2 separate regions of the Homo sapiens genome follow, and region 2 is linked to region 1. A link is a loop called in an ENCODE intact Hi-C map of the cell type or tissue named here. Cell type or tissue: CD4-positive, alpha-beta T cell. All regions are shown on one strand. Links, peaks and the distances in the headings refer to the core of each region. The heading gives the core; the rest is flanking DNA.

What was found. Hi-C counts contacts between places; a loop is a spot of excess contacts. Peaks named below come from ENCODE experiments on the same cell type or tissue, not always from the same donor. Only the 100,000 strongest peaks of a DNase experiment are listed, where the experiment ranks them.
Region 2: it touches region 1 in a loop (2.2-fold over the local background); 2 of 110 quality-filtered maps call a loop at or near these places.

The regions. Positions count from the first base shown.
Region 1 is chrX:120,753,019-120,757,809 of GRCh38, forward strand. No RefSeq gene overlaps it. Among named protein-coding and RNA genes, the nearest start is that of CT47B1, 120 kb to the right of the region's middle. RefSeq lists an enhancer at 2,072-2,151. In CD4-positive, alpha-beta T cell, for the core only: no CTCF peak of the experiment used is centred there; a DNase peak (open chromatin) is centred at 2,263.
Region 2 is chrX:120,662,745-120,666,649 of GRCh38, forward strand. No RefSeq gene overlaps it. Among named protein-coding and RNA genes, the nearest start is that of C1GALT1C1, 35 kb to the left of the region's middle. In CD4-positive, alpha-beta T cell, for the core only: no CTCF peak of the experiment used is centred there; a DNase peak (open chromatin) is centred at 1,557.

The DNA of each region.
Region 1 (4,791 bases), core at 905-3,404:
GTTTGGATGTGCTGTGAAGAGGGAGGAGGCAGCTTTCTTGTCCACCGGCATCACATAAAGAGAAGAGCTGTGAATCCCCACAAAGAACCACTTGCACCATAAGTACCAGGGCAGGGGAGGCGTGGGGCTTGTAACATTAGATTATTGGGCCCTCCTCACACCCTCAAAATCAGAATTTGGTGGGGCGGGGGGCTGCGGGAGGACGGTGAGAGTAGGTCCCAGCAGTCAGCAATTCAAATAAGCCCCCAGGTGACTCTAATGTACTGGAAAGTTTGAGGACAACTAAGTTAAAGCATGGGACTTGGAGAGTTCCAACCCTGCTTCTACTACTTATCAACTCTGTGATCTTTGGCAAGCTATTTAACCTCTCTGAGCTTTAGATTCTTCCTTATAGAATGGAATAACCATAGTACCTCCCTCACAGTGCTGTGGGGAGGATTAAATGAGATAACATGTTCCCAATTAGAAATGGTAGTTATTAAATTTCTTCTCCCATTATGCATTATTTTTGTTTCTCCTTTTGAGTAGGAAATGCAAATTTATCTTTCTCCACTTGAAGCACACCACCCCCCGCCGCCCCCGCATTTTCCTTTCACCAGCAGGTGTTTGGCACGTCTAAACACTTGTTTAAAACCCTGTTAAAAACATAGGCAAAGCAGAGGCTCCATACAGTGGCTAAAGATGTTTACCACATGGATGGCACACCTGAGAAGTGCCTACCTGAGCAGTGCCCTTTTCAGATGATCTTCTCCTAACTTCCCACCTCCCTCTCCCTAAATTAAAACCTTTGCATCCAGTGTACTGTCTCTGTACGGTTCTTCTCTGTGTCAGGGCTAGAGCACCAATGAGTTAGTCATGCAGTTGCATAATTATGCAGTGTTATCAATCTCTTGTAAGTTTGGTGAATGGGAGTCGTCAAGAAGATCCCACCTCGCACCTGTGTGGGCTGGCAAAATACGGTTTTTCACCTCTAAAATGGAAAGCCAGCTCCTGGACCTAAGTCGGCCCCAGGAAAGCACTGCTATTTGTAGACACTGCCTCTCTGTCTTACCTCTTAATCATAGCACACTGAATACTGCCTCACAACACCGCTAGCTGTCCCTTTTGGTTTTTTCCCCTTGATGATGGTTGGAACCTAATTTCACCTAGATTCTTTCATTTAACAAATAATTATTGAGCTAAGAAGGGTAATCCCAGAGATGGCTGTTATTAAGAAGAGCTATTTGACTTTTTAAACCAGGAGTTAACGCTGGCTATACCTTAGGATTACCTATATAGCTTCGAAGAAAGATTCCTGGGTCCTACTCTTGGAGATTCTGAATTATCTGGTATGAATAGATTTAAAAAGCCCTCTGCCCAGATGATTCTAATGTATAGTCAGGGTTGAAGGCCACTTCTTTATTTAAAAAAAGACACACACACACATTTTTTTTTTCTAAACATTATGCCGTAAGGGTAAGGCCGTTACTTTAAACTAGGTGAATTCACTTATTCCACAAATAGTGAGTGCTTATCATGTACCAGGCATTGTTATACGCCCTGGGAATACATCCATGAACAAAAGAGACAAATATCCCTACCATCATGGAGTACGATGTTTTAATGGGAAAGACAGACAATAAGGTAATAAGATATGTGTTATGTTAAATGACGATAAGTACAATGAAGAAAAAGAAAGTAAGGAAGGGAGATTGAGAATGCCAGAAGTGATGTGTGATCGAATTTGAATTAGGGTGGTCAAAGAAAGTTTCACAGAGAAAGGGACAATGAGGAAAACCTGTAAAAGGTTTCTGGTGTCAGCCATGCAAAAATCTGGAGAAAGAGATTCTTGGCAGAGGTCACAGCCAGAACAAAGATCTTGATTCAGGAGTGCGTTTGGTGTGTTCTAGGAAAAGAAGTCTAGTGTGGCTGGAGGGAAGTGAGTGAGGGGAAGAGAGGTAGAAGATGAGGTTAGAGAGTTCATGGGGTTAGTGACACCAGATTAGCAAGTTGCTTAGGGCCTTGTAGGCCATTGTAAGGATTAGGACTTTTAATTTGAGTGAGACAAAAAGACATTGGATGGGTTTAAGCAGAGGAGTGGTGTGATCTGAATTAAAAGGGATCACACTGGCTGTTGTGGGGAGGATAAATTATAGAGTAGCAAGCATGGAAAAAGGGAGGCTATGTCAGGGGTTGGGGAAGTATTATTTGTTTGAGTGTTCTTGAACTCTCCTGTTCTCTCACCTTGTTGGGTTAGGGGGAGGGGTGGGGTGGTTTGTGACCTAGGACTTTGTGCCTTTTGAAAAAGGGAAGTAACTAACACGTGACAGTGTGTGTAACATTTGCAGATGTGGCTTCTCTGGATCAAGAGCCAAACAAACCTGCCATAGCAATTTGAATTTCTTCCTCTTAAGCCTCTTATTCCACTTCAGATCCCCCTCCTGACCTATTCTTTGGGGATTCTTAGATACATTTCCATCCCCCATAGTGACCTAGGTCTCTTATCCAGCTTTATTTCCTGCTTTTGACAGAGGAAAAAGATAGACTTCTGAATTGATGTGAGTGGAGATCTTATTATAGTAGCCACCTATAAAATAGCAGGAGGTAGAGATGTTTAATGTGTAAAATGGTTGTTGTCCTGGAAAAAAATCAATACCATAAATGTGAATTTAATGGGATCCCTCAGGGAATGGGAGTCTGGGCAATGTAACATTTTAGTTAATTGAAAGGTAACCCACTTCTCACCTTTGTTTTTTTCCCTCTTTTCTTTAAATTAGCTCTTGTTTCTGAGTGTGACAATCAAAGTGTTTACTGTGTGCATGTAATGTGCCAGGCACTGTGCTAGGTGTTTTACACACAGAACCTTATGCAATCCCTGTAACAACTGATGATGTAGATGTTTTCTTTATTCCCATTTTAAAGTTGAGGAAACCGAGGCTTGGAGAAATTAAACCGCTCACCTGAGGTGTCTTAGCTGATAAATGCCCAAGCTAGTCTGTCTGATGCTGAGACGCAACCTCAGTGATCAGTGTCTTGCTCATCATGGACTCTATTGTGTTTAATTTCTGGACTTCAGACAGGGCTTTAGCATTATCCTGCTAGCCATCTTGGAAGACTGTTCTAGGTTAGAAATGGAGGCAGAGAGAGAGGGTCAGGAGCCTGGGCTATGTGATGGCAGCCTTGGGAATGGGGTCCATTTACTGTTATTACTTTTTAAAGTAAAAGTTTTAATATCAACCTGTTTTCTTGTTACTAGGTTCTTCTAATGGACTGCAGAAGAGCAGTGTTTAGTTAACTGATAACAGTGTTATGATGTTACTTTAAGCATCGAAGCTCCTTAATTTGGTATGCCCAGTTTTTATTTTTGGTGGGGGACAGGGTGCAAGGAAATCAATCGGAATTAGCTGTAAATCTGAAATCCAGACTGTTTTAAATAAGTGCAGTCTCGTTTCATTTTTTTCAGTCACATTTAGTAACATAATCTAATGCTAACAAAGTGTCAAAGTGAGGCCTATTTTAATAAATACATTAAAAAAGTCATTCACTGTTCTATGCAAATGAGTTCTTTCATAGTTTAAAAATGAGCCTACTCATTTGCTTAACAAAGCTGATTTTCCCAGATCAATGCACAATACCTTGATCTCAGCCCTGGTCTGAATTACTGCAAAATTTGAATGAGAAGTTCTGCGCTAGATAGTTTTTGTCTGCCTCTTCAGGTCCTCACTCCAGTCTTCCCTCCTGCACTCTACCCTGGGAAGCTGACCTGTAGGGATGACATCAAAAGTCTCCCTTTTCTTAGTCAGGCTATGATGGTAAAGGCATCTCCAAATCCTCTTCCTAGCCCTGAGTTACCCTGCCTACACCTTTATAAATAGTCCATTTATTAATATTGACCCTTACCCCTCTCCAAAATAGCCATTTTGAGTGTGCCATCTATTTCCTGCTGGGACACTGATTGATACAGGTTTTGAATTATGTCTATATCTTTATTTCATGTACAGGTCTGAGACTGTATATGAGGGTAATATGACCATAGTTCTAATTTGAATGTACAGAGCACCATACAAGTCCGGTGGTTTACTGGGGAGTGTCTAGGAACACAAAGGAAAAAGGAACAATCACAGACCTGTCCATCAGATTCCTGTGATGTGGGTTTCAATAATCTGAGTATAGATGGATAGATAATGACTGGGCAAAAGAAAGGACTAGAGTAAGGAGCGATATTGACTTGTCTGGATTTTTTACTTTCCTATCAAGATCCTCTGACTGGCATTGGATCTTGGGGATGGGGTTAAGGCAGGAGACCCCTATGGACTGGATTTAATGCCTACAACTCGTCCAAGGAGGAGGGTAGAAACACCTGGTACAGGTAAGAGGCTTAGGAAAGGAGTATGAGTCAAGAATATAACAACGTGACCCAGGAAAAAAACCAGATTATAAACTCTTTGAGGGAAGACATTTTGACTATCTTGCTTGATGCTATTCTCTAATTAGTACCCAGCCAATAGACTGGCAAATAGTAGGCATTCTATAAATATTTGAGTGAATAAATGAATGCAGGAAGACAGAAGAACATACAGACTTAATGCACAATGAAATTACAGGACTTCCCTAGGGAGAATCCCAGCCCAGGTATCAGGGCCAATGTTTAGGAATGAGAGTGATAATTTATTTCCCATGGATAGAAAAGCCCCAGCTGTGCACTGCACATAATCCTTTGGGCAAATTAGATTATTAGAATCAAGGACTAAAACCAGTGGTCAGTTTGCCCACTGCCAATTTTAAACAGAGAAGACTTTGAGCAAATGGGGA
Region 2 (3,905 bases), core at 105-2,604, 91 kb before region 1:
TTTTCTGGGTTTGGGCTATCTCCTCTACAAAACTATAAGTTCCGGGGAAGGGATCTTGTTTGTCTTGTTTATCTCTCTATTCCCAATGACTAACATAGGGCTTAGCATATTGTAAGTGTGATGGTAATTTTATGTGTCAATTTGATTAGCTTAAGGGATGCCCAGAGAGCAGGTAAAACATTATTTTTGGGTGTGCCTGTGAGGGCGTTTCCAGAAGAGATTAGCATTTGAATTGGTAGAGTGTAAAAAGAAGGTTATCCTCATTAATGTGGGTGGCCATCATACAATTTATTGAAGACCTGAATTTGGAGGAAGAGTCAATTCACTCTCTTGAGCTGGGACATCCGTCTTCTCTCACACATCAGAGCTCCTTGGTTCTCAGGCCTTCAGATGCAGACTGAATTATCCCACTGGCTTTTCTGGTTCTCCAGCTTGCAGAAAGCTAACCATGGGACTCTTTGACCTCCATAATTGTGTGAGCCAATTCCTACAACTGAGTCTCTCTTCCTATTAATACATACATAGATATAAATATATTTTATTGTTTCTGTTTCTCTGGAGTACCCTGACTAACACAGTAAGGTGTTACATACATATTTGTTGAATGAATGAGTGAAACTTATAAAGGCTAAGCTAACTTGCCTATTGTTAAATAGCTATTAAGTGACTGATCCAAGACTTGAACTAGGCTAGCTAATAGTAGACCCCAAGTTGTAACCACCATACCAGACTATCACTGTTCTTTTTTGCAACTGAACCATGTCAAAGGCCATAGAGTAATTGCTAGGGAACTTAGAATCAGCTTTTCCCTCTCCTCTCTTTTCCCCTTTCTTTCCCTCCCTCCCTCCCTCCCTTCCTTCCTTCCTTCCCTCCCTCCCTCCCTCCTTTTCTTCTAAGATCTGGAAGGGCTATTTGAGGTCATCTTGTTCAACCTGCACATTTTACAAAGGAGAACCCTAGAGTTGAATCAGTCACGCGGCTTGCCTAAAGGCAATAAGTTAGTGGCAGACTTAATAGATAAGTTTAGCTTTCGTGGTGGGCATCATTCTAACAAAATCAATGGAGATCTAATTTATTTCATTCTTGTTTACCCAATATCTGTTTATTATAACTAGATTAGTCATGCCACTAACCTGGGACTGTGTCTTGCTCATTTCTACCTAAGTGGCATAGACCACACTGGTTCCTTTGCTGGGGATTTATTCTTTTTTCCTACATCGATCTATTTTATTCATCCTTCAAGCCCTAGCTCTGTTCTCCCCTCCTCCATACAGACTTCTCTGGCTCATTGCAAACTCATACAGCACTCTGCATTTGGTCTTTAATCACACATTACCATGTATTTTCATTTAAATGTTCTCAGGTATGTCTTTCCCACAGGCTCCCCCCACCACAAGCTCATCAAGAGCAGGATCTATATCACATGTAAACCTCTTTTGTAATCCTCTAGACTCCTAGAAAAGCACTAGACACATAGTAGACACTCAGGGAATAATTCTTGAATGAATGAATGAATAAATGATATAAACAAGAAAAAAAATGAAATGGTAAACTCTGCCATCTTGTGGTTATTCATCTTTGGTGTTGTCATTTTCACTGTATTTTTTTAGTGTTGAAATTAGAAAAGCATCACATGGTAAGAAACTAAGGTGATGATGGTGAAATTGGGAAGGTTTCTTTTTCTTTTGCTCAACGTACCAACAGCATGGTTACTGAAATATTTCATAAGAAAAACTAGAGGTGGAGGGAAACAAAAACCCAAAACAAATCGTGTACCTGAGGATTGAATATAGACCTGGGAAATATTTATTGGATTTCCTCAGGTACAATCCATGCTTCGAATGGGTCAAGTAAGAGAAATTGTCCCAACATGTTCAACAATTCAGAACTCTGATCAGATAACCAATCTACTTATTTAAGGGGAGCTATTAATAGACCTTTTATAACAGTCATCTGGTGAAGAGAAGCACTGTTTTATTTATTTATTTATTTATTTATTTATTTATTTATTTATTTATTTTGAGACAGGGTCTTGTGCTGTCACCCAGGCTGGAGTGCAGTGGCGCAATCTTAGCTCACCACAGCCTCAACTTCCTGGGCTCAAGCGATCCTCTCACCTCAGCCTCCTGAGTAGCTGGGACTATAGGTGCGTGCCACCATGACTGGCTAATTTTTAATATATATATATTTTTGTAGAGGTGGGGTTTTGCCATGTTGCCCAGGCTGGTCTATGAACTACTGAGCTCAAACCGTCTGCCCGCCTCGGCCTCCCAAAGTGCTGGGATTACAGGCGTGAGCCACTGTGCCTGGCTAAGAATCACTGCTTTTGATTTAACAGTCCTGGGATCCAGTCTTAGTTTTGCTGAACAACCTTGCGCAGATCACACAACCTCTCTTATCTCAGTTTTCTTACCAGTTAACTTGATGCCTAATTTACTTCCCAGGGCTCTCATGACACTCTATAGGACCACAGGCATGAAGGTTCTTCAAAACATTTTAAAAAAGTGATATACATGTTTAACAATACTACAAAAGAAAAATAATGTTTATCCTTTTCATTTGTACAGCACCTGAGCATTTTAAAATGCAGTCATGACAGCGGGTGGGGGCTCACTCTTGTAATCCCAGCATTTTGGGAGGCCAAAGCAGGAGGATTGTTTGAAGTCAGGCATTTGAGACCAGCCTGGGCAACAAAGTGAGACCCTGTCTTATGAAAAGAAAAATTTAAAAATTAGCTGGATGAGGTGGTGCTCACCTGTAGTCCCAGCTACTCAGGAGGCTGAGATGGGAGGATCTCTTCAGCCCAGAAATCTCTTGAGGCTTCAGTAGGCCATGATCATGCCACTGTACTCCAGCCTGGGTGACAGAGTGAGGCTCTGTCTCTCTAAAAAAAAAATAATAATAAAAAGTAAATAAAAACATCATTTTTTTTAAAAAAAGTGCCTTCGTGCCCATTATCTATTTTCAGTCTCACAGCAACCCCAGGATGCAGGCAGGCATTATTACACTCAACTTACAGATGGAATTCAGAGGTTCATATACAGAGTCAATAAAAATATATTGAGGACCTGTTATATGCCAGGCATACTGATAGGTACTTTCCCATGTTAGAGAAGTTAAGTTAGTTGTCCAAAATCATCTGGTGGTTAAGTGGCAGAGTCTGCACTCCAACTCAGATCATCTGATTTAGGAATCTAGGGCTCAAACCCTACTATCTTTAGGTCAGTCTAATTCCTCTCCTGAGGGTATTCACATTTGATTTTTCCCTTTCTTTTATGGAATGAAATATTTTGTTTTCTGTTAGATATTTAAGGTCTCAAGAGCAGGTGCACCAAAAAACACTGGGTGCAGGCTACAAGCCTATACTTTATTTAATGCAGTGGTTCTCAGCCCTGGATGTAAAATAACATCACCTGGGGAGTTAGAAAACAATTACCCACATTCTGGCCCCACAAGAAAGTGATTAAATCAGAGCCTCCAGCAGTGGAGCCTGAGAAAAAGTTTTTTTTTTTTCCTTTTAAAAGTTAATTCTAATGTACAGTTAGGGTTGAGAACCACATTGCTATAGGAGAAAAGTCAGTGACCCAACATCTTAACATAGTCAATTCAACTTTTCTAGAGACTGTTCCTAGCAAATACCAAGAAAATTCAATGAGGAAAAAGGAAGAGGAGTAAATAAATATCTTAGAAATGTCATTTGTTCAATCTGATTTAGTAGTGCAAGTAAGTTGGATGGCAGTTGATGGAAGTAAACCATTAGAGATGAAGAACCAGGAAAGAAAAGGACATGGATCCCACTTTGAGGTAGGGAGAGAGATGGCAGACACATCTTTCTTACCTCATAAGAGTAGACACTATAAACCCCTATTCATTCATTTATTCCTAGATCAAATATTTACTGAGCA